5 separate regions of the Homo sapiens genome follow, and all the other regions are linked to region 5. Evidence: chromatin loops called from intact Hi-C (ENCODE). Cell type or tissue: CD4-positive, alpha-beta T cell. All regions are shown on one strand.

Region 1 (5,000 bases), 1.6 Mb before region 5:
GGAGAGGCCTCTTGAGTGAAGATTAGGAAATCGCTAGTGTTTCAGGCTGAACAGCACCAGCTCCCCACAGCGGTCTCTGTCCCCCTGGCTACATGGCTACGCCGCTGTTGTGGGTGCTTTGCAGGGGAGGATCTGTTTATAGGCCATGGGCCAGGCAAGAGATGACTGTAGGGACTGGGCCGCCATGACTGTGGCTTCTTGAGTGCTCACCACAGGCAGGCTCAGAGGATAAAGAGGCCAGAGCTGCCGGCCAGCTTGCTCCATGACTTGGTCCTGTTGCTCCCCGGTCTAATCCTCAGGCCACTCTGTCTTCCCCCAACCCTGTTGGCCTGCCATACCTGCCCAAGGCCAAGAGAAACCATCAACACATGAAACAGGAATTGAGAGCCCATCACATGCAGACACGTTGCATATGCTCTCTTGCCAAATCCGGGTAGCTTCATTGAAAGGGACACAGTTGGGCCGGGCGCGATGGCTCATGCCTGTAATCCCAGCACTTTGGGAGGCCAAGGTGGGCGGATCACCTCAGATTGGTATTTCGAAACCAGCCTCACCAACATGGAGAAACCCCATCTCTACTAAAAATACAAAATTAGACGGGCATGGTGGCACACACCTGTAATCCCAGCTACTCGGGAGGCTGAGGCAGGAGAATCACTTGAACCCAGGAGGTGCAGGTTGCGGTGAGCTGAGATCGCACCATTGCACTCCAGCCTGGACAACAGAGTGAAACTCCGTCTCAAAAAAAAAAAAAGAAAAGAAAAAGAAAAAGAAAGGAACACAGTTATTCCCATTTTACAGATGGAGAAACTGAGGCTCAAACAGGGGAAGTCATCAGCCCTAAGTCACATAACCAGTAAGGGGTGGATCTGGCTACTCCCTAATTTGCCTGGACACCACCCACTAGAAAAGCCCAACTGACTCTTGTTTCATTCATTCAGTAAAATGTTGTTGACTCCCAACTCTGTGCCAAGTGCAGTACTGGGTACCCAGGGTACAGCTGTGAAGCAGGCTGCATTGCCCCTGCCCTTGTGGTGCTCACAGTCAGGGGAGCAGTCAATGAGCCAATAAATATGAAATCACAAACTGTGCTCAGATCCCCGAGGGCAATGAACACCCTGCAGGGAGAAGGAGTGACAGGAGAGAAACCAGCATAGAAAGAGTAACTGGGTTCGATCCCACAAGACGGAGTCAGCATTTTGGGGTGATGCGGCCCCATGGGTGTGGTGACCACCTTGAATCCAGGTTTCTCCATCCTCCAACCATGTGTCTTTGGGTGAGTTTCTTCACCTCTCTAAGCTTCAGTGCCTCCTCCTATAAAATGGGGGTGGTAATGAAACTCGTAAACTATTTCTGAGCACTTCATACATCAATGTGTCCAAACCATTCAGCACAGAGCCTGCATGGAGCAAACACTCGGAAAACAGTACCGGCCACTTTAACTCAATCCAGGTGAATGAAGGTGTGTTTGGAGGTGGAGAGAGAAGGAACAGTTTTGCCTGCAGGAAGAGCTCACAGCATCAGCGAGTTCTTGGAATAGTCTAGGCCTCAGAGGTCGATGGTTGGGGGATCCTGCATTGCTGAAAACACCAGTGTTATCAAAATAGTGAACCCTGCTGAGAGTGGCAGGATGGAATGGAAGCCAAAGGCGTACTTTGCCCATTTGGTGGAGGAGTAAGCTGAGGCTTAGAGAGGGGAAGTCACTTGGCTTGGCCTCTGTTAGGAAAAGGAGCCCTCGGCTGGGCAAGGTGGCTCACTCCCAGCACTTTGGGAGGCCGAGGCGGGTGGATCACAAGGTCAGGAGTTCAAGACCAGCCTGACCAAGATGGTGAAACCCCGACTCTACTAAAAATACAGAAATTAGCCAGGTGCAGTGGCAGGCGCCTGTAACCCCTGCTACTAGGGAGGCTGAGGCAAGAGAATCGCTTGAACCTGGGAGGCAGAGGTTGCAGTAAGCCGAGATCGCGTCACTGCACTCCAGCCTGGCGATAGAGTGAGACTCCATAAAAAAAAAAAGGAAAAAAAAGAAAAGAAGGAAGGAAGGAAGGGAGGAAGGGAGGGAAGGAGGGAGGAAGGGAAGGAGGGAGGGAGGGAAGGAGGGAGGGAGAGAGAGAGAGAAAAGAAAAGGAGCCCTCCGCAAAAATGAAGAGTGGTTTTCCAGAGTTTCTGTCCTCAGCTGCATTCTCTCCAGTCCCTATCCTTGTCCCACCCATGCCAAGTCCTACTCAATGCCCTAAAACTCTGTGATTTCCAGAGTATCCCGTAGAGCATCCAGCCCCAAATGCCCCTGAGAGGAACTGAGTTTCCAATAATAAGCAGTGAGGGTTTGGTGCAACACCACCATCTCCTGGTCGCTCCTGTGAACTACAGCTCTGGCTGGGCCACAGAGCACCTACAAAGCGGACTGGACTCCCAGGAGCTACACGACACTGACATGCAACAGACTAAATGCAGAGGCAGATATCAGAATGCAACACAATCTGTCTTCTATTAGGCCAGACATTAAAGAGATTTACCCTAAGAAAGTAAAATAATGCTGTCTTCTCACTAAATTTATTTTGCTTTGGAAAATACGGTTATTCATAATAAAGCATGTGTTATTTTTGTTAATATGCGATGGGTTTATTATTGTTATTGTGATTTTTCCATGAATAAACAAGTCTTTTTAAAACGTCTCTGTTTTAATTTACAACATGGCAGAGTCTCTACAATGGTTTCCTTCTGTCCCTGTCCCCCATCCAAATCTAGTTTCCATTCACTGCCTCTCCTGGGCTTTGCACTCTGCAGGGGTGATGCCTGTCTGCTGTGCCCTGGGCACCCAGCATTGTATTTGACACACAGTAGGACTCAACAACATTTTGCTGAATGAATGAAACAGGGGCCAGTTGAGCCTTGTGAGTGGCCAGCATCCACAATGCCTTTGAAAAAACACCTGCAACTGGGCCTGGCTGCCCAGAACACTTTTCTGAGAAAAAGGCTGAAAATGCACCCAAGTTCCCAAAGATAGGCAGGCAATCAGCTAGCACTGTGCGTCATATGGCAAGAGTGTAAAGAGCCTGAAGCCAAAATGTTTGAGAACTGCAGTGATAGAGTACTGTGGACAGGGTGGTCAGGGGAGGCTTCTCTGAACAAGTGATGTTCAGCTGAGCGCCAACAAGAAGTCAGCCACGTGAAAACCAGAGGGACATACATTCTAAGTGACGGGAAAAGCCAGTGCAAAAGTAGGTACCCAGGCGAGAGCAAATAGGTGCACTGGTAACAGAAAGGCCAGCAACCTGGCATCCCAGAGGCTAGGGCAGTGCCCACTATAAAAGAAGGACTCAGTAAACAGCTGCTGGGTGAATAGAGGGAGGGAGAGGAGGAAGAGAAAGGAGGACTGGGAGGAAGCTCTCTTCTCATTAGGGGTCTTGTAGTCCTTTGAGGGCAGGGGGGCTCACAAGTTCTGCCAGCCGTGGGAGATTCCCAACTCTTCTTACCACGCCTTGAACACTGCTGCACAGACCAGCCTCCACTTCTTAGCTCAATCTGTAACCTCCTCTGAAGTGTCCACCCTGCCCCCACCCCAATATCCTATCAATATCCTCATCTCCTACCGAACCAGTCCAATGAATCTTGGAGAAGCCATCCTGAAATGCCCTGCACCATCACTATTTTCTCCTGATTTATTGACTATTCCCCATCCTTCAAGGTTCCCCTCAAGTTTTGATTCTCCCAGAAAGCCATCCCTTACTGCCCCCACCCTCACCCCACCTCCTCCTGACCTTCTTTCCAACAGAGCACCTCTGGCCCCCAATCTCATCATCTGGTGCTAACACAGAATGAGGTTTCAGGGAACACTTGCAGGGCATCAAGCGCTGTCTTAGCTCTGCAAGAACGCTTGGGAACCTTCACAATGGCCCTATGAGGTGGGAGTGGTCTCCCCATTCTACAGAGCCGATGGAGGCTCAGGGAAGGGCAATCATCCCCAAGATCTAACAGCAGGTGTGTGGCAAAGCTGGGATTCAAACTGAGGATTATCAGTAGTCTCAATCCTAAGACTGACTCCAAAGTTCTTTTAAAACTTGGCTACCCAGAACACTGTTCTGAGAAAGAGCCTGAAAATGCACCCAAGTTCCCAAAGAGAGATAGGCAATCAACTTGCAATGTCTGTCAAGGATGCTGAAGGGAAGAGTGGCGATGTGTGTGGCTTATATTTGCCAGTCCTTCACGATCACACACTAAACTCTATCTTTTTCTCTGTCACCAAGGAACTCTTTGACTCCCCAGTGAAGTATAAGATCCCTGGCAGGCCATGCGCGGTGGCTCAAGCCTGTAAACCCAGCACTTTGGGAGGCCGAGGCGGGCAGATCACGAGGTCAGGAGATCGAGACCATCCTGGCTAACACGGTGAAACCCCGTCTCTACTAAAAATACAAAAAATTAGCCGGGCGTGGTGGTGGGTGCCTGTAGTCCCAGCTACTCAGGAGGCTGAGGCAGGAGAATGGCGTGAACCCAGGAGGCAGAGCTTACAGTGAGCCGAGACCGCGCCACTGCACCCCAGTCTGGGCAACAGAGCAAGACTCCATCTCAAAAAAAAAATAATAATAAAATAAACAAATTCCCTGGCAATAAGAACCTGGATTTCTGGAAGCACTGCCCTAGGCATAAAGAAGTGTTATTTTTTAAAAATACCACCAGGCACAGTGGTGCACGCCTGCAGTCCCAGCTACTCAAGAGGCTGAAGCAAGAGGATCGCTTGAGACCAGGAGATCAAAGCCAGCCTGGGCAACATAGCAAGACCTCATCTCTAAAAAAAAGAAAAGAAAAATAAATACCAATGGTGATAATGGTTGCACAACAATGTGAATGATACCACCAAGATGTTCACTTAGAAATTATTATGGTGGTGAAGTTTTATGTTATGATTATTTTACCAAAATTAAAAAATAAAATACCCTATTATATTGACTTCTAGGGTCACTCTTGAGGAAAGGCTGACTCACCGAGAGAGCCCACCCCTG
Region 2 (5,000 bases), 50 kb before region 5:
CAAAGAGCCGTGAATGGGGAGGTCAGAGCCTGGGGTTCGGGACCTGGCTCTGCCACTCACTCACTGTGCTTCCCCCACAGTAGGCACTTTCGCTTTCTGGGCCCAGTCCCACCTCTCCAAATCATCAGAAGGACCTTACGATTGTTTCTGCACTGTCGCCTAGCAGGACACAGGCCAAGGTTTTAATCATTAGCTGTCATTCCACCCTGCTGTCCCAATCCAAGCCCTCCCGAGCCTGCCTGAGTAAGAAATCAAGGCCTCCCTCCCTGGCCCACTCACACCAAACCCAAGGTTCACGGCCAGCGGGCAAACTCGCCCACCACACCTCGGTCTCCTAAGACCCTTTCCTTGGCAATCCAATGAAAGCTCGGTGGAACGACAAAAGCTACAACTCAGCGTGCACATGACACCGCCACTTGTGCTTCCTAGGAGGGTGAGAGGAGATGAGGCAGGTGCCACTAATCCACCCTAAAAATAGGGAGAAGGATGAGCTTTCGTGTCGGGGGTTGGGGTGTTCACACTTAAACATAAATCAACTGGCAAATTCAGCCCAACTCACGTGCTGGCCCTGTCCACACAGACGTCGACTCCAGCAAAAATGTCCTGACTGACTTCAGGAGAGAGGAATTATTGCTACGTGCCTCTTTCCCAGGTACAGGGGACAGGAAGTGCCTGGGCTTTGACTGACAACTATTCTGGAAGAAGTAACTTCCCCGGTTTGATGTCTGGGACCCCCTCCCTGGGAGGACTGGAGGGGAGGAGCTTTCAGTGTTGTTTTAATATTTTTTAAAACATAATAAGCTTACAATATCTGGCGGTTCCGAATCTGTATGCCTTTTCCTCAGTGAAGAAAATCTCTGTTGGCTGCGAGCAGAGAAGCGGCGGAAGGATTCCCGACTCCGGGAAGCCAGGTGTCGGAAGGAGGAAGTACGCTTGAAGGGGGTCCGGCTGGCCGACTCTGCACTCGTCCGTTCGTGGCCCACCGTGGTGGTCACCAAATTGAGGGCTTCCTGGAAGGACCTCCTCACGGTGCCCATCCACTGGGTCATGTGGGTCTGGGCCACTGTGAGTTTATCTCCCAGGTAATCCATGGGGCCAGCCAGGAGGAGAGGGAAGAAGGAAGTTAGGGAGGGAGAGAGCAATTAAAACGCCAGTGTCCTCTTGCCTCTTTGGACTCTTTTGCTCATGGAAGTTTTGGGCTTGCTTGGAGGAAAAAAAATTAAAAACAGCAGCTTTCTTCAGGCAAACCAAGGGTAAGTAAACATCCCTGAGCCAGGAGCCGGCTGCATCCACGGGTGCCGCTCAGAATTAAGAGGCAGCTAAGTGCCAGGCTGGGAGTCCACCCCAGCGGAGTTATAAAGTCAACACACTGGGCAGTCCAGGTTCCAGTTCCAGGGCTCACCCAGCTGATCGGCCGAGACAAGGAGCTTTGAGGAACAAGCCGGCTGCACTCACTCCAGGGCGTGACGGTCCCGAAAGGCGGGGGATGGGGATGGGGGTGGGGGTGGAGGGGGCGGCCTTTGGGCACCCTCGTCCTCACTTCCCTTCAGGTAGGCAGCCCCCCTGAGGTGCACCCTGGGAGGTTCCGGTGGGCAAGCTGCCGCACCCTGCTGCCCCCTGCCCGGCTGCCCTCGGCCAGACCCCGCTCACCTGACCCATGCAGGTTTTCTGTCCTCTGGCTGGAGATTCCAAACCTGTCGGCCGGCAGGCGGCTAGCTCACTTCCGGAGGCAGCCACCAGGGCCCCCGGGTCCCCTGGCTGAGCAGCCCGGGATGACATCAGCCCCCGTCTTAGCGAGGGGCTTCGCTGCCCAGGAATGCAGGAGGGGCCTCGGGGAGGCGGAGGCGGTGGCGGCGGCCGCCCAGGGAGCTGACGTCCGCCCCCATTTTTTTCTCCCCCAAGTCCCAACTCGCTCACGGTCCCTCGGGGCTGATGGCAACTTCACGTGCCTGCCAGCCTACCCACCCCTGTGCCCTCACAGCAAGCGCACCAGGAAATGCGGCTGCACGTGTGTGCATGTGTGTGCACTCTGTGTGTGTGTGCGTGTATGTCGGCGATCTGGCAGCCCCGGGAAGGTTAGCACTGCTGGGAAACGGCTTCTGCCTCTAAGGTTACAGGCAGCGTCTTGGGACCTCTGGTCGGCTGTCAGTCTGTCTCCCTCTCGTGGTCTGTTTCTCTGTTGATTTCTCAGCCTCGCTCTCCTCCCTCTCCCTGTGTCTCAACTTCCACTTGCTTGTCTCTAAGCGTCTCTCCTCTCTCTCTCCTTTTCAGCTGTCTCTCCCTCCCTCTCTGGAAGGCAACACTGATCCAGGTGAGACAGCCTCTGAGGTCCCCCAGGAAGGACTGGGGAGGGCTGTATTTCAGTACAGGCGGAGTTGCCATGGCAACCCGGGGCACAGCATCTGCCCTGTCCTGGGCAGCAGGCTCAGCACTGGGAGCAATGGGAATGATTCATGGTTTACACTAGGTCACGTGAGCTCCCTGGGTTTTAACCCTTACAGGGCTGGAGTACTAGGGGTTGGGGGTACGACTAGACCCTAACACCCACTGTCCTCGGCCAGGCCCCGCTCATCTGACCCATGCAGGTTTTCTGTCCTCTGCCTGGAGATCCCAAACATGTCAGGGGTTGTTAGAAGGGGGTGGGCAGCAGCTGGATCCTGGAGGTCAGGCACACCTGTTAAAGGAGGTTTCTCCTTCTAGCAGGGATCCATGTCCCCCCAACCCCACTACTTTTACAGACAAGGAAATGCAGATTCAGAGACATAGATTCACTTGCCCAAGGTCACACAGCAAGGATGTCACCAGGCATGCACCAGAGCTGCTCCCACCCCAGGTTTTCCCAGGTCTGACATGGTACCTGGCCCAGAGTCAGGGCTCTGTAAATATTTATTGTTCGGACACCAAGTACACAATTGAAACCCAGGTCGCTCAGAATGCATCCTATGTCCTTTCCACCACCACCTCACTTCAGTTTTGAACAAATATTTGTTTTCTAGACACTGGTCAAAGGGCCTCACTTGAGAAAGTTTATCACAAAGGACTCTCTGGCAATATGGCCAACAGATCTCTTTCTTTTCTATGTATTCCCAGTCCTTACAGCTATTCATTCTCTTTCTCTCCCTGTCTCTCTTCTTCTTTTTTTGGATACAGGATCTCACTCTGTTGCCCAGGCTGGACTGCAGTGGCATGATCACAGCTCACTGCAGCCTTGGCCTCCCAGGCTCAAGCGATCCTCCCACCTCAGCCTCCTCGGTAGCTAGGACTACAGGTATGTGCCACCATGCCCAGCTAATTTTTTTTTGTGTGTAATTTTTGTAGAGACAGGGTTTCACCATGTTGTCTAGGCTGGTCTCGAACTCCTAGACTCAAGCGATCCACCTGCCTCAGCCTCCCAAAGTACTGGGATTACAAGCATGAGCCACCACATCCAGCCTCATTCATTCTTTCATTCATTCATTTAATAAAGATTCAGAGGGTGCCTACTCTGAGCCAGGCACTGCATAGAGATTAAGAGCAGAGGGCTCACAGCCCAGCAGGGGATGACAGTGGTGGCTAATATTTATCAAGAGGTAACTAAATGTCCAACACCATTTCTAAGCATTCACAGGAATCAACTAATGAATTTTTTTGCATGAACCCATTTGACAGAGGAGACTGAGATCCACAGAGGTGAAATCATGTACCAAGGTTATGGCTGATAGATGTCCTCCAAGATGACCATCAGTAATCCTTGCCCCCTTTTATTCATAACCTGGTGTGGTCCCCTCCCACAACGAATCAAGGTTGGTCCGTGTGGTTAGCAGAATAAAGAAGTGATGGGCCGGGCGCGGTGGCTCACGTCTGAGTAAAGAAGAAGTGATGGGCCAGGTGCGGCGGCTCATGTCTGTAATCCCAGCACTTTGGGAGGCCGAGGCGGGTGGATCACAAGGTCAAGAGTTCAAGACCAGCCTGGCCAACATGGTGAAACCCCGTCTCTACTAAAACTACAAAAATTAGCCGGGCACAGTGGCAGGCACCTGTAATACCAGCTACTTGGGAGGCTGAGGCAGGAGAATCGCTTGAACCCGAGAGGCAGAGGTTGCAGTGAGCTGAGATCACACCACTGCGCTCCAGCCTGGGTGACAGAGTGAGACTCCGTCTAAAAAAAAAAAAAAGAAGTGATAGTGTAGGACTTCTAAAGCTTGGTCATAAAAGGCATCATGGTTTCTACCTTCTTCTCTGAGGTCATACTGGGGAAAGCCAGCCGCCATGTTGTGAGGATGCTCAAGCAGTCACACACAGAAACCCACATGGAGAGAATCTGAGGCCCCCAGCAAACAGCTAGCACCAGTTGCTGGCCATGTGAGTGAGCCACTATGGAAGCAGATGCTCCATCTCTAGTCAAACCCTTAGCTGACCGTAGACCTGGCCAGTATCTTGAGTACAACGTCATAAGAAATTCCAAGTCACAGTCACTCAGCCACACTGCTCCCAAATTCCTGGCCCATAGACATCACAGAGATACAAGTGCCCAGAGGCAAGTAGGTAACTGGTCCATGAGAAAACTGAAGATTGAAGGCAAAGATGGGGTGGGGGGCTCTTGCAGCAGCCTATATACCTTACATTGATATATCCAGAAGTATTACTCCACCATGCAGGTGAGGAAACATACACAGGAAACATACACAGGGCTAGGTCGCACTTCCATGAGTGCCTGGCTCCACCCTCCACCACATGCAGCCTCCTAGGTCCCAGGACTTCTGGCATCCAAAGTGGGCCTCCAAAGTTTGTCCATTTTCCCCACACAGATTGCCCATAGTGAGCTCCTACACCATGAAGTCCTCTTCATGGTCTGCTCCCTCATTACGCAGGCCCAGGACGTCCAGAGTGGAAACAGGAACAGACCTGAGAAAGAGCTGAGTCCTCCCCGCTGGCCCCAGAAAAGTCACACCAGAAATACCTAGAAAGCTGGAATGGCACACAGCTTTTTAACAGACCATCTGGACATCGGGGTGGGAAAT
Region 3 (5,000 bases), 110 kb before region 5:
ACACAGCAGGTGTATGGCAGGTCCAAGATACATGCATAAGTGAGTCCCATTTCAAAGACAGTGCCCTCCGTACCCACTCCAAGGGTCCCTGGCACACAGATCCTACACCTGAAGTGGCAATTCACAGAGAGAGGCTGGAATTTCCATTTAAGAAGAAATGCTCCTGGCCACTGACTTACATCAATGAAGGAGAAGTCATCTACTCTCTTTTCAGGGCAGGCGTCCGGTGGAGGCGGCCCCTCCATCCCATCGGTGGATTCCAGGTCAGTGCTGGAGTGGTCCACGCTGGTGCTCCGCTGGTCCCTGGAGCAGTCATACTGGTCCCCTGCCGAGGTGGGCTCCGTTTGGGAGGACAGAGAAGACAAACGGCTGCTGGGGGGCTGTTTCCTTGTCGATGTGGCACTGCTATCTGGGGACTCAGTGGCCAAGCTGCCAAAAAAGGGAATGAAGGGAGACATGGTTATGGAGAACGTTTCAGAGAACGGGATTTCAAGTGAAGGATGCTGCAGGCAGCATAGCTTGGGTTATGTTTTATAAGCCAAGTAACAACAGACAGAACATCCCAGCAGAAGACCCTCTTTGGAAACAGCACAAGATGTGCCAGCGAGGTGCTGTCTAAGGCACTGCCTGGAACACCTGGCCAGGTGCAGAATGGGAGGAGTCAGTCCTGTGCCACTCAAGATCCTTTGGCCCTGCGCTGTCCTGGACGGAAGCTGCTTATCACAGGTGGTTGTTGGGTCCTTGCAATGGAGCAAGTGACAGAGCTGAGATATGCCGTGAGCATCTTACACACTGGATTTCCTATACCTTACACACTGGATTTCCAATACTTTGAATAGAAAAAAAGAATGTAAACTGCCTCGCTAATAACTTTTCATGTTAATTACATGTGGAAATGATAGTATTTTGGATCCCTTGGTTCTGATAAAATACATCCCTAAATTGAATTTCACTTGTTTCTTTTTATTCTTTTGGTGTAGCTACCAGGACATTTTAAATTACATATATGTCTTGCATTTGCAGCTTACATTATAATTCTTTTTTATTTATAATCGATACATAGTAATTACACGTTTCCGGGGTACAGAGTGGTGTTTCAATACATGTATATATTGCATAAGGATCAAATCATCATGTTGTATTTCTGCTGGGCAGTGCTGATGTAGATCAAATTGTTATCAGCAGTTACCTATGGAAGAGCAGGTGGTGGGACCTGCATTATTTCATTCACTTATTCATTCAGTCATTTAATAAAAATCTACTGAGCACTTACTATGTGCCAAGCATTGTGCTAAAAAATGTGTCATTCAGTCCTCTCCAATAATCCTATGAGGATTAGCCTATAACTGCCACAATCCTACAAGTTAGGGTTGGTGACATGGTTTGGATTTGTGTCCCCAACTAAATCTCATGTCGAATTGGAGGAAGGGCCTGGTGGGGGGAAGTGATTGGATAATGGGGGCAGATGTCCTCCTTGCTGTTCTCATGATAGTGAGTGAGCTCTCACAAGATCTGATGGTTTAAAAGTGTGTGGCACCTTCCCGTTCTCTCTCTCCTGCTGCCAGGTAGGACGTGCCTTGCTTCCCCTTCACCTTCCGCCATGATTGTAAGTTTCCTGAGGCTTCCCCAGCCCTGCAGAACTGTGAGTCAATTAAACCTCTTTCCTTTACAAATTACCCAGTCTCAGGTAGTTCTGTATAGCAGTGTGAAAACAGACTAATATAATTGGCCTCATGAACTTAAGTATTCTTATTCACCTTGTTAAAGGTGAGGAAACTGAGGCATAGAGATGTAAATTAGCTTGTCCCCAGCAACAGGACTGGGATTGAGCCCAGGCAGTCTGACTCCAGCGTCCATGTCCTTGGCTCTCTCCTACTTCTGAAATCTCTTCCTATGATAATATAATCAGGTATCACTTGGGTCATTGGAATAATGTAAGATAGAAAATTTACAGATAATTCAAGTCATTAAAAACCTCCTGCCCTGCCTCCATCCACATATTAAAAAGAACACCTAAGCCAATAGCCTAGCAAAGCCTCCAGGTCATGGGAAACCCTCGCCTTGAGAAAGGACAGGTGGGCACACCTGACAAGTGGGCCTACTCTCAAGACCACCAGTCTGCTCCCTTGAGCAGAACTTTCCACAGGTGTGCTGGCATTTCATCGTGCTTTCTGTCAGCTCTGGGGTGATTTTATTACTTGTCATATGGAGGATGTTAGGGTTGTAAGGTGGATTGAGGCAAATCCACACGGGATGAAGGTAACAGCACTGAGAGACAGCAGGTGGCACCACTGTCCAAGGCTGGGTGTGCCATGCTCCTGGGGTGGCCCGAGGAGGGGAAGTTGCATTGTCTCTGCAGGACAGCAGGGAGCACCCCCTCAGGGGTGCACCTAAGTCCACACTCCAGGTCCCACAGGTCCTGAGTCAGAACTGGGGAATGGAGACCCCGAGAGAGGAACGGGCTCCTAGGGTCACACAGTGACATGTGCAAAACCAAGACCTGGGTTTCCAGACTCTCAGTCCAGTGCTCTTGCAGGGGTATTCTAGATAAATTTAAGTAAGCTCATAACTAAACACATATTTCATGGGTCAGTGGGAAAAACAGCTTTCTCGGGCACTGTAAAAAACCTTTGCTTTCCTTTTACTTTTTCTTATCCATTTTCAATTCTATCACCCTCCTGCCAACTTTAATATTGGTGACTTTATCATTTTTATCACTGTGGTAAAATACAATTTGCCATTGGTCACATGCAGGACAGTCACAGTGTTGTGGAGCCATCATCACTGTCATCCTAGAAATTTCCATCACCCCAAAAGGAAACCAGATACCCACGAAGCAGCCACTCCCCATTCCCTCTCCACCCCAGCGCCTCATCTGTTTTCTGTCTCTATGGTATTTGCCTATCTTGGATATTTCATATATCATTATTATTATTATTATTTTTTTTTAGACAAGGTGTCTCTCTCTGTCGCCCAGGCTGGATTGAGTGCATTGGCGCAATCTTGGCTTACTGCAGCCTCCACCTCCCGGGTTCAAGTGATTCTTGTGCTTCAGCCTCCTGAGCAGTTGGCATCACAGGTGCCCACCACCACACCCAGCTAATTTTTTTTGCGTTTTTAGTAGAGATGGGGTTTCGCCATGTTGGCCAGGCTGGTCTCAAACTCCAGGCCTCAAGTGATCTGCCCGCCTGGGCTTCCCAAAGTGCTGGGATTACAGGTGTGAGCCACTGTGGCTGACCCATAATCTTTTTTTGTTTGTTTTTTTGAGACGGAGTCTTGCTCTGTCCCCCAGGCTGGAGTGCAGTGGCACAATCCCGGCTCACTGCAACCTCCGCCTCCCAGGTTCAAGTGATTGATTCTCCTGCCTCAGCCTCCCAAGTAGCTGGGATTACAGGGGTACGCTGCCACACCCAGCTAATTTTTTGTATTTTAGTAGAGACGGGGTTCCACCATGTTTCCCAGTCTGGTCTCGAACTCCTGAGCTCAGGCAATCCGCCCGCCTCAGCCTCCCAAAGTGCTGGGATTACAGACGTGAGCCACCGCACCCGGCCCATAATCTTTATTATTATTTTTTTGTACTTCCTAATTTCCTTTTTAAAAGAAGAATGGGTTCCTTTTATAATTACAGACTGGAGGTTTTAGCAATATAGAAATCAGGAGGTGGGTGGGCTGCAGCAACTCCAGCCCAGCTGCCCCCTTTGCAGCCAGAATCCCGTCGCACGCGTCCTACCTCTCCCCACTCTGGCACTGCTCTGTCCACGTCCCATACTGGCTGCCGGCTTCGTGCACGAGGGTGTCAGTGTCCTTGGGTTCAGTGGGCTGCCGGGAGAAACACTGCTTCAGCTGGTCCTGCAAAGACAAGCCAGATGTGAGATTTCTACCAGGAAATGTACTCAGAACCCCCGTCCCGGCTGACACACAAATCAGATCGCATGGCCCCCAGCTCAAACCCATCCCAGCAACCCGCTGCCTTCCTAAGTGGGGCCAGACATCTTGGCTGGGCACTAGCGTGACCAATCGTCCTGGTTTACCAAGATATCACAGGATACAGGACTTTCAGTGCTAAAAGTGGGCCAACTGGGATGAAGTGGTCACCCTACCTGGCATGTGGAGCCCTGCAGGGCATCGCCTGGCCCCCACCTCAATGGCCCTCTCTCCTCCTCACAGTACAGCCTGGGCACACTTCTCTCATCTTCAGTGTTACTCAGACTCATGGATCTGGCTGGGGGAAGCTCCATGCACCCGCTTGCCCAGGTTCCTACCACCACCGTGTTTCCCAACCGCATCACCAGACAGAACATCCATGGAGCACCGAACTTGGGACAGGCATTGGGCTGAGCTCTTGACATGAGATCACCTGGTTGAACTACAGTCCCTCGACAATCCCATGGGGTGGATCTTATTACGATCCCCATTTTACAGATGATAAAATTGAGGCTTAAAAACATGAAATTACGGCCGGGCATGGTGGCTCACTCTTGTAATCCCAGTACTTTGGGAGGCCGAGGTGGGCGGATCACGAGGTCAGGAGATCGAGACCATCCTGGCTAACATGGTGAAACCTCATCTCTACTAAAAATATAAAAAATTAGCTGGGTGTGGTGGCAGGCGCCTATAGTTCCAGCTACTTGGGAGGCTGAGGCAGGAGAACGGCGTGAACTCGGGAGGCGGAGCTTGCAATGAGCCAAGATTGCACCACTCCAGCCTGGGCGACAGAGAGACACTCCATCTCAAACAAAAAACATGAAATTACACGCCCCAAATCAAATAGCCAGTAAACAGCCAGCGAAGTGGAATTCAACCCCCAGGTCCAAACCACTGCGCTTCAGGCAACATCAATCCCTTGGGCTGTTGCAACCCGGTCTGTTGCTGGTCTCGGCCCTCGGCCTGGGCACTCAGAGAGGGCACGCAGGGAGCAAGGGTGCTGATTAGCACAGAACTGACCACAGGGCCAAGCCTGGCACACGGTGGAAAGGCCATAAATCCCCATTAAATGACTG
Region 4 (5,000 bases), 390 kb before region 5:
GGGAGGCCAAGGCAGGCAGATCACAGGGTCAAGAGATCGAGACCATCCTGGCCAACATGATGAAACCCCATCTCTACTAAAATACAAAAAAAAAAAAAATTCAGCTGGGTGTTGTGGCATGCACCTGTAGTTCCAGCTACTTGGGAGGCTGAGGCAGGGGAATCGCTTTAACCCAGGAGATGAAGGTTTCAGTGAGCCGAGATCATGCCACTGCACTCCAGCCTGGTTGACAGAGCAAGACTCCGTCAAAAAAAAAAAAAAAAAAAAAAAAAAAAAGTTTAAATACACAATGCTAATATTATCATGGAACCACAAAGAGCCCTGAACCTCTAAGGAACCCTGACAAATACAAACTAAGTTGGAGGACTCACAATTCCTCATATCAAATTGCGTTGCAAAGCTGTAGGTAGCCAATACCCCAATACACATGGTCCTGTGATGTGCCGCTGTGCTCCAGCATGGGTGAGAGTGACCCGTCTCAAAAAAGAAAAAGATTGTGAGAAAATAGGAGGGAATCAGAGAAGTGATAACTGGTTGTTATCAAACATATACACAGAAAAAAAAACCAAATAGCATAAAAAATACATATCCAAACTAAAATCGGGCAGAAAACCCGAATAGACATCGCTGCCAAAATTACATAACATGCACAAACACGTAAGAGAAAAGGTCCTCAACATTACTATTCATCAGAAAAGATTGTACTCCAAAACCACATTCAGATACCATCCCACACCTACTGGAATACATGTTACTGAAAATATCTTAAAAATTAAAAAGAATGCTGGTGTGGATTTGGATAAAGGGAAAATCTTATGCATTGTTGGTGTAAAGATAAATTAGGATATACACTATGGAAAAAAGTTGTAGGCCAGACGCGGTGGCTCATGCCTGTAATCCCAGCACTTTGGGAGGCCGAGGCGGGCAGATTACGAGGTCAGAAGATCAAGCCCATCCTGATTAACACAGAGAAACCCCGTCTCTACTAAAAACACAAAAAATTAGCCGGGCATGGTGGCATGCACCTGTAGTCCCAGCTACTCGGGAGGCTGAGGCAGGAAAATCACTTGAACCCGGGAGGCAGACATTGCAGTGAGCCGAGATCACGCCACTGCACTTCAGCCTGGGCAACAGAGCCAGACTTCCTCTCCAAAAAAAAAAAAAAGTTGTAAATTCCTCAAAAAATTGAAAACGCAACTACCATATGATCTAGCAATCCCACTACTGGGTATACCTCCAAAGCAAATGAAAACAGTATCAGAGTTTGCAAAGCCTCAATGGGGATAGGAGATTTTCTTCATTAAATGGTTTTGAAAAAACTGATGTTTTTATGAAAAAGAATGAAACAGGAACCTTCTGGTATACAATACACAAAAATCAACTCAAAATGGATTGAAGACCCAAACACAAGGCCTGAAATTACAGATCATCATCAAATGTCTGTAAGATAAAAAGAGGGGATGGTGGAGCACTTAGTTTTGGGGCAACTTGCATCTAGGCTCACAGTTTGGAAACAGGAAAAGAAAAAAAGGAAAAAAAAGAAGAGGGACAAAATCTCGTCGAGAATGGAATGACTTATGAATATATTTATTTTTTAAATTGGGAAAGCGAATCACAAGTAACAAAAGCAAAAACAACCATGTGGGGCTACATCCAACTGGAACGCTTCTGTACAGAAAGGAAACAATGACCCAAATGAAAAGGAATCCTACAAATGGGGAGAAAGTTTGGGGGAAGCATATATCTCCTAAGGGGTTGTTATAAAAGATATGCAATACGTTAACAGCGCTAAGCAGCAATAACCACAATAAGATAACACCAAATTGGGCAGGGACCCTGAATAGACATTTCTGCACAGGGGACGTAACACTGAGCAGAATGGAGAGAACCAGGTCCTCAGCATCGCCGTCATCAGGGGTAAGTCCCCGTCAGGCTCGCACTAGGGTGTCCCTCCCCCCTGGTCAGGTGGTCGTGACCAGAGGGACAGAAGGGGACATAGGCTTCCCTGGGGGCGGGGGTTGGAGGGGGGTGAAAGAGTCCCGATTTGTCCCGATGGCGGGAAGGCAAATTTAAAAATTCATCAAATCCTGGAGGCAGCTGGCATCTTTTTTCCTCCGTCTGAGGCCTGGACAGGAGGCGGCCAAAAACCCAGACCTGGCCCCCACTCCCACCTGGGCCGGGCTTCCCCTTCCTCTCTCCCCATCTATATGGGACAGGTTCCCTCAGAAGAACTCCTCAAACCCTAAAAATACCACAGTCTGCTACACTTCCCACCCTCAAAAGCCCTCAGGGAACAAAACTAATGGTAAAACAAATATTAAAATACTATAAGAGAAAGAGGAAAACTAGTGAGAAGATGAGAATAAAGGGAACGTTCGAGGAAACAAACTTCTGTACTCACCGTGTAGAAAAAAATGCCCCGGAGAAGCTGAGCTGCACGCAGCTCCCGCCTAAGCAGTCAGGGCCATAGACGTGAGCTGTTTTCTCCCCAGGACGGGGCTCCAAGTGGTCCCCAAGCCGCCGCGGTGCCCCCTGAGGCGGGTCCTGAAGGAACCGGCCCCGCTTTCCTTCTTCTCATTCTGGACTCCACGCCACGCACGCCACGCACGCCACGCACGCCACGCAGCGTCTACGGTGAGAACACGCATGCGCACCATGTGGGGCAGAAAAGGCGGTTTCAGCGCCCCCTGCCAGTCACAGTGCACAGTGCAGGATGATTCACCTCATGGTCAGCATAAGCCCAGGTCAGGTAGGGTAGAAGGGTGCCTTGTGGGACACCAGGGAGCAGGAACTCCCCAACCTATGCATGTGGACCTCCCCCTGTGAAGCTCCCTTTTTTTTTTGGACAGGGTCTCACTCTGTCCCCCAGGATGAAGTGCAGTGGTGCAATCACAGTTCACTGCAGCCTCAACCTCCCGGACCCAAGTGATCCTCCCATCTCAGCTTTCAAGTACCTGCGAATCTGGCTGCTCCACTGTTGGGTGCATATGTATTCAGGATAAGTAAGTCTTGTGTGTGTATATACGTGTGTGTGTGTGTACATATGTGTGTGTGTGTGTGTGTTGTAAATGGGAATTTATAGGGAGAATTGGCTCACCTAATTGCAAGGCAAAGTCCCACAGCAGGTCATCTGCAAGCTGGAGAATGAGAAAAAGCAGCAGTAGTGTGGCTCCCAGGGGAACCAGCCATGTGGATTTGTTTATGTGCAAAAGCCTGAAAACAACGGAAACTTTCACTGCAGCTCCCAGTCTGAGGTCCAAGATTTGAGAATCCTTTGTGTTTGCTGGTGCAAGTAGCAGAATACAAAGGCCCAAATCATGGAGTTTCAAGTCCAAAGACAGGAGGATAGGAAAAGGTGACCCTCTTCCGGAGAGACAGAGTGAGCATGAACAGGAAAGCCCAGCAAGCTGAATGTGCCCTCTTTTCTATCTTCTTTGTTCTAGCTCAGTGCATGGACTCTGGAGCCAGGCCACCTGGGTTAACATCCTGCTCCAGCCACTTATAAGCTGGTGACCTGGAGCAGGCAGTGAATCCTCTGCGTGTTTCAGCTTCTCCATCTGCAGAAAAGTACCTTCTCATAAGAGTTGTTGAGAGGATAAAATACAGATTAATATACATGAGGAACTCAGAACAGTGTCTCTGTGTGTATAGATAATACAAACACATGTACACACAACTTCTATCCAACTGGAGACCACATTAAAATCCTCCGTTTTGAACAATACCATAATCCCCATTTTGTCCCACACCTCCCCACCCACCTCCTCAGTCGGATGATCCCTGGAGAAAATATGGAACCATCTGTATTAATGCAGTTCTCTCTCTCTCTCTCTTTTTTTTTTTTTTTTTTTTTGTTTTGAGACGGAGTCTCGCTCTGTCACCCAGGCTGGAGTGCAGTGGCGTGATCTCAGTTCACTGCAACGTCTGCCTCCCGGGTTCAAGCGATTCTCCTGCGTCAGCCTCCCAAGTAGCTGGGATTACAGGGGCCCGCCACCATGCCTGGCTAATTTTTTGTATTTTTAGTACAGACAGCGTTTCACCATTTTAGCCAGGATGGTCTCGATCTCCTGACCTCATGATCTGCCCGCCTTGGCCTCCCAAAGTGCTGGCATTCCAGGCATGAGCCACCGCACCTGGCCGGCACCAGTCTTCTTAAGGCTTTACCTGAATTCAATGTTAGCGTTATATCATAAGAGGGACCATATTAACATTTGTTTTTTGTTTGTTTGTTTGTTTGAGACAGAGTTTCGCTCTTATTGCCCAGGCTGGAGTGCCATGGAGGGATCTCGGCTCATTGCAACCACTGCCTTCTGGGTTCAAGCGATTCTCCTGCCTCAGCCTCCCACATAGCTGAGATTACAGGTGCCTGCCACCACGCCCGGCTAATTTTTGTATTTTAGTAGAGACGGGTTTTCACCATGTTGATGAGGCTGGTCTCGAATTCCTGACCTCAGGTGATCCGTCTGCCTCAGCCTCCCAAAGTGCTGGGAATATAGGTGTGAGCCACCACGCTCGGCCTAACATTCGTGTATCTCAGAACAGGGACTGAAGCACAGAGAGATTTACATAACACTCCTAGGTATGTGCAGCTTCTCAGTGGGATTTGAACCCAGGCCATAGGCACCAGGCTCCATGCTCTTGGTCAGTCTGCTCTGCTTCCTTTCCACATTGCCTCATCTAAAGAAAGGCATTTGCCTACATCATCTGTTCCATTTTAAGTGCTACCCACACTGCAAGGTCTTTCTAGGAGGACCAGGCACAGTGGGTCACACCTGTAATCCCTCAACAGTTTGGGAGGCCAAACCAAGAGGGTAGTTTGAGGGTAGGAGTTCAAGACCAGCTTGGGCAACTTAGGGAGACCCCACCTCTACAAAAAACTTTTAGAAATTAGCCCCATATGGTTGTGTGTGCCTGTGGTTCCACCTACCTGGGAGGCTGAGGTGGGAGGATCACTGGAGCCCTGGAGTTCGAGGCTGCAGTGAGTCATGAGCATGCCACTG
Region 5 (5,000 bases):
CTGCAGCACATTTGAAATCACTGAAAACACACAACTAGGGAGTGGCGGGTGGCGGGGGGCGGGGGTGGGTGCCGGTTGGGAGGGGGGGAACAGCAAACACATTTTCCATCCTCTCAGTTCCCAGCCTGACCCAACAACTGCCCTCCTGGCCCCAATCGGTTCTCTCCACCATGCGGAGGGGCAGATGGGGTAGATGGGGTCAGCGAAGACAGGACCCAGCAAGAAGCAGCAGCCCAGTCGAAAAGCCTGAAGTCCTGATACAACCAACGCAGATGCGTAAAAAAAATGCCGTGCTGCGTGAAAGGAGCCAGACACAACAAAGCCATGCTGCATGAGCCCACTGACAGGAAATGTGCAGAAAAGGCAAGACTGCAGAGACAGGCCGCAGACGAGTGGCTGCCAGGGGCTTCCGCTGGATGGGGTGGGGGCTGGGGGGAGTGCCTGCTAATAGGTACAGTGCTTCCTTCTGGGGTGAGGACAATGTTCTGGGCTAGAGAGTGATCCCTGGGCAACTTGGTACATTTACTAAAAATTGCTGTACACTTCAATCGAGTGAATTTTATACTCTGTAAATTATACTTCAATAAGCTATTGGAGGAGGAGGAGGAAGAAGAAAAAAGAGGAGGAGGAGAAAAGAGAGGAAGGGGTAAAGGTGGAAGAGGAAAAGGAGGGGGAAGAGGAGGAGGAAGAGGAGATGGGCCCAGTGCAGTGACTCAGGCCTGTAATCCCAGCACTTCACGAGGCTGAGGTGGGAGGATCACTTGAGCCCAGGAGTTCAATACCAGCCTTGGCAACATGGCCAGACCCTGTCTTGATTTTTAAAAAGAAAAAAAAAAGTGCAGAAGGAGGAGAAAAGGGAGGAAGAGATAAAAATGGAAGAGGAAGAAGAGGAAAAGGAGGAGAAAAAACAGGAGGAAGAGAAGAGGGAGGAAGAGAAAAGGGAGGAGGAAAAGAAGGAAGTGGAGAAGGAGCAAACCGTGCCAAGGGATGAGAAAAGAGGGAGAAGCAAGCTAGAAGGTCTTGCCTGGGCATGCGCAGGGCCAGCAGCGCCTACAACCTGGCTGGAGCGCTCCCTCCCCACTCAGTCAGTGAACATGATTAAGCCCTACCAGGAGCTGGGAGCGAAGCTGCTGGGAGCAGGGATCTGCACTCAGGTAGGCCTGGGGTTCAAATCCCAACTACAGCCCTGCCTCACACTGTCATCCAGGACAACCTGCTTCTCTTCTCTGTGCCTCGGTTTCTTCAGACATAAAATGAGGCTGAGAATAACAACAACAATCATGATAATTTCCTCCCTCACAGGATGGCAGTGAGGCAGAGGTCAGATGATATGAGAAAAGCACTCAGCAGGCTGACTGCAACTGCTCAATCAATGAAGGCCCTGAGGATAAAGTGTGAAGCATTAGGGACATGAGTGAGGCAGGATTCTTGCCCTCAGCGGGGCTCACGGTCTGTAAGAGAAGCACTTGGGAATAAATTACAGCACTAGAGGCTAGAGGGCCTGGAATGGAGGAGTTCACAGGATAGGGTGCAACCCAGGAGGGCTTCTTGGAGAAGGTGGCACAGAACCCAGGCTTGAAATATGACAAAATGTCCCTATTCTCAAGAGACCTCGAGTTCAAGTAGAAGATTCAGCATCTCTGGAAATACATCTCCTTAAGAGAAAAATGCTGTTTCTATAACCATAAGTTTCTCACTATAGGCTCGGCTATCCATACCCCACGCTCTTTTTTACAAATAAAACAAAAACAAAATTTTTTTTTCCCAAAAAATACTTTCTCCGGAAGAGAAAATATCATCCATGAAAATAAATGGGGCAGCCAGGGCTGTGAAGGCTGCAGAGGAACATCCTAAGCTCAGCTGGGCAGCTCTGATGTCAGGTTCACAAAATAGAAACTGACATGGGGCCCAATGGGGACAGAGCACAGTGACACATCTACCGAAATTAGTGGGCTGCATGAAAAGATGAAAATCTAAGTGGTCATGGAAAATTTGGATGTTTCAGGTTTAGAATGGAGGCCCGAATGTAAAACGGCTTAAAAGCAAATTAACGAAATGTGGAAAATAGACCGTCTCCATCCTACCCTCTTGTGGTCATTTCTGAATGATGCACAAGAAAACCAGTGCCTTGTTTCACCTGGGAGGAGAATGAGGCAGGTAAAACAGAAACTGGCGGCCCTGGATTGAGCCCCCACCTGTGCTACCTGCCCAGTGTCGAAGCCTGGGCCAAGTCAGTTCGTTTTGCCAACCCTCAGTTTCCCGTGGGTCTCCCAGAGTTGTGGCAAGGATCCAGTGAGATAACAAGTGTGAATAACAAGACCTCTGATACCCAGAGTGTGAACCGAAGGCAGCTAGAATGTGGCCTGAGCACATGGTGAGATGTCACATTGAAATCAGGATTGGGCCAGGCGCGGTGGCTCACACCTGTAATCCCAGCACTTTGGGAGGCCGAGGTGGACCATCACATGAGGTCAGGAGTTTGAGACCAGCCTGGCCAACATGGCGAAACCCTGTCTCTACTAAAAATACAAAAATTAGCCAGGCGTGATGGTGCACGCCTGTAATCCCAGCTACTCAGGAGGCTGAGTCAGGAGAATCACTTGAACTCAGGCAGCAGAGGTTGCGGTGAGCCAAGACCATGCCACTGCACTCTAGCCTTGGCAACAGAGCAAGAGTCCATCTCAAAATAAATAAATAAATAAAATAAAATCAGGATCATCAGTTCTGCTTGAAAAACTGGACGATCCAACCAACATTCTGGGCAAGGAAGAGCTGGGATGCAAGGGAAGCTCCTTCCTCCCCACCATTTGTCACGAAATCCCCATCCCTGCCTGGCCTGGCTTCCGGGCACAGCTCCCGATGCAGAATCCCCGGGAAAGGGCCTGCAAATCCGGGTTCCAAGCCCCAAGGTGCCCCGGGTGCCTTGCAGGAGGCCTGGCATTTAGGAATCCCCAGATCAGGGATTTCTGAGGCAGTTTGGAAGGGACTTTGCCCTCAGAATTCTGCCCCCAACTAAATTCTCCATTTTCCCTCTGAACCCTTCTCTCTGCTCAGTGATGAGTGGGCACCCTGAGAGTGCAGGGGTCCCCTCCCAGGAACTACATGGGAGGGGCAGCAAGGTACTGTTGCCACACAAGCTGTCCAGCCTCCCGGCCTTGTGCAGACTGGTACCTGGGTTACCCTTCCTGCCCCTCCCTCCGCCTGGCCAAACTACTCCCCTGTCAGGATCCAGGGCAAGATGAGTCTTTCTAGTTCCCCTGCCACCAGGCCAAGGAAGAGCCAATTACTCCCTCCTCTGTCGGGTTAGTTTGTTGTGCATCTGTCTGTTGTGTGTCTGTTTCCCTTCCTCGGCTGTGAACTCACTCACTCCTTCATTCAACAATTTTTTTTTTTTTTTTTTTTGAGATGGAGTCTCACTCTGTCGCCAGGGCTGGAGTGCAGTGGTGTGATCTTGGCTCACTGCAACCCCTGCCTCCTGGGTTCAAGTGATTCTCCTGCCTCAGCCTCCCAGGTAGCTGAGATTACAGTAGCTGGGATTACAGGCACCCACCACTACACCCAGCTAATTTTTGTATTTTTAGTAGAAACGGGGTTTCACCATGTTGGCCAGGCTGATCTTGAACTCCTGACCTCAGGCGATCCTCCCACCTTGGCCTCCCAAAGTGCTGGGATTACAGGCATGAGCCACCATGCCTGGCCCCTCACTTAAAAAATATTCACCTAGCTTCAACTCTGCACTGAAAACACAAAAGTGAACAAGAGCTTCAAGAGCCCTACAGTCCTGCAATTCTTGTTTGGTGGGGGAGGGATAAGAAGTCAGCAAACAGCCTCCACCCTGATGAGGGAGGCAGATATCAGAAGGACACTGCACATGATAATGGGGGTGCTGTGAGGGAATAATGGGGGCCCGGGCCTTATGCAGAGGTGGTGTCAGGGAAGGCCTTGCCCAGGGGTGACATCTGAGTTTAGAGAGGTCCTGAGAAGAGGCCTCACTCAGGTGCTCTGGTCATCAGTCCCAGGAGCCCAGCCTTCGAGTCATCCCAGCCCGGGCACCAGACGTAAGTGATGAGGCTTCCAGATGATTCCTGCCCCAGCTGTTCAGGGCTCCCAGCAGAGAAGAGCTGTACCCACAGAGCCCTGCTTGGCTTCTTGACCTGCGGAATCCATGACCCTGTTACACCCCTAAGTTCTGTGATGGTTCATTATAACAACAGATCACCGGACCATGGAAATTACTTCTCCTCTTCTACTCTTTAGGCTAACTCGTTTTTATATAAACAACTCATCCCCACCCAGACACACACACAAGGCCCTAGAGCAGCAGTTTCCGAACAGTGCCGTATCCCCCGGGGATCTCTAAAAAATACTGACACCCAGACAATAGGGGGGAATCCTAAAAATACCTGACCAAGACTATTCAAGATTGCCAGGCTCATGAAAAACAAAGAAAAGTCTGATACTACATCCTGGATGGGACGTAACATTAAAACTGAGAAAATCGGAATAAACTATGAACTTTATTTAATAGGAATGTATCAGTATTGGCTCATTGATGGTAATGAACATACCATGCTAAGGCAAGGTGGTGATGACAGTTGGAAACTGGGTGTGGGTGTATGGGGACTCTCTGTACCATCATTCCAATTTTCCTGTAAATCTAAAACTGTTCTAAAAAGTCAAGTCTATTTAAAAAACACTGATGCCCAGGCCCTGCCCCCATGCATTTAGATTTAATTTCTGGGATGTGACCTGGGTATCTAAGTTTTGAAAATCTCCCTGAGTGAGTTATTTCCATTTCCAGAAGAAGAAATCTAGGTTCCAACTGGTGGGGCTGCATCTGGAATCTGGATCCTTCATCACACCCTGAAGTCTTAAACTTGCTTTTTCCATAACTCATGTCTGCCACAGGGTGCTAGGATGGATTCTATTCAAAGGAGGGATGAGGCTGGGTGCGGTACCTCATGCCTGTAATACCAGCACTTTGGGAGACCCAGGAGGGT

Evidence for each region. A loop is a pair of places that touch in the nucleus more often than their neighbours do. Peaks named below come from ENCODE experiments on the same cell type or tissue, not always from the same donor. Only the 100,000 strongest peaks of a DNase experiment are listed, where the experiment ranks them.
Region 1: it touches region 5 in a loop (5-fold over the local background); 4 of 110 quality-filtered maps call a loop at or near these places.
Region 2: it touches region 5 in a loop (11-fold over the local background); 11 of 110 quality-filtered maps call a loop at or near these places.
Region 3: a loop joins it to region 5, with 12 times the contacts of the local background. A loop is called at or near these places in 11 of 110 quality-filtered maps.
Region 4: a loop joins it to region 5, with 2.8 times the contacts of the local background. A loop is called at or near these places in 3 of 110 quality-filtered maps.

The regions. Positions count from the first base shown.
Region 1 is chr22:26,676,554-26,681,553 of GRCh38, reverse strand. All of the region lies in intron 1 of MIATNB (MIAT neighbor), which reads right to left. Among named protein-coding and RNA genes, the nearest start is that of MIATNB, 6.2 kb to the right of the region's middle. RefSeq lists an enhancer at 1-810. In CD4-positive, alpha-beta T cell, CTCF peaks have their summits at 2,148 and 2,349 (motif pointing left); a DNase peak (open chromatin) is centred at 2,363; H3K27ac peaks cover 1,350 bases.
Region 2 is chr22:25,108,269-25,113,268 of GRCh38, reverse strand. The region is part of intron 6 of KIAA1671; the gene reads right to left. KIAA1671-AS1 (KIAA1671 antisense RNA 1) reads left to right here and starts at 577. Exons shown (of 5, transcript NR_038941.1): 1 at 577-652; 2 at 846-1,082; 3 at 2,272-2,311; 4 at 3,151-3,268. RefSeq lists enhancers at 898-1,759, 1,760-2,622. In CD4-positive, alpha-beta T cell, CTCF peaks have their summits at 1,736, 1,939 and 2,163 (motif pointing left); a DNase peak (open chromatin) is centred at 2,098; H3K4me3 peaks cover 1,321 bases; H3K27me3 peaks cover 235 bases.
Region 3 is chr22:25,169,669-25,174,668 of GRCh38, reverse strand. KIAA1671 reads right to left here. Exons shown (of 13, transcript NM_001145206.2): 7 at 3,731-3,849; 8 at 180-429. Among named protein-coding and RNA genes, the nearest start is that of CRYBB3, 28 kb to the left of the region's middle. RefSeq lists a silencer at 2,173-2,467. In CD4-positive, alpha-beta T cell, CTCF peaks have their summits at 2,042 and 2,244 (motif pointing right); a DNase peak (open chromatin) is centred at 2,308.
Region 4 is chr22:25,445,686-25,450,685 of GRCh38, reverse strand. LOC124905093 (a long non-coding RNA gene) reads left to right here and starts at 2,693. Exons shown (of 2, transcript XR_007068033.1): 1 at 2,693-3,002. It also overlaps the pseudogene CRYBB2P1. In CD4-positive, alpha-beta T cell, CTCF peaks have their summits at 2,507 and 2,707; DNase peaks (open chromatin) are centred at 1,935 and 2,655; H3K4me3 peaks cover 1,504 bases; H3K27ac peaks cover 718 bases.
Region 5 is chr22:25,057,884-25,062,883 of GRCh38, reverse strand. The region is part of intron 6 of KIAA1671; the gene reads right to left. Among named protein-coding and RNA genes, the nearest start is that of KIAA1671-AS1, 52 kb to the left of the region's middle. RefSeq lists an enhancer at 721-1,635. In CD4-positive, alpha-beta T cell, CTCF peaks have their summits at 1,899 and 2,100 (motif pointing left); DNase peaks (open chromatin) are centred at 353 and 2,083; H3K4me3 peaks cover 801 bases; H3K27ac peaks cover 1,090 bases.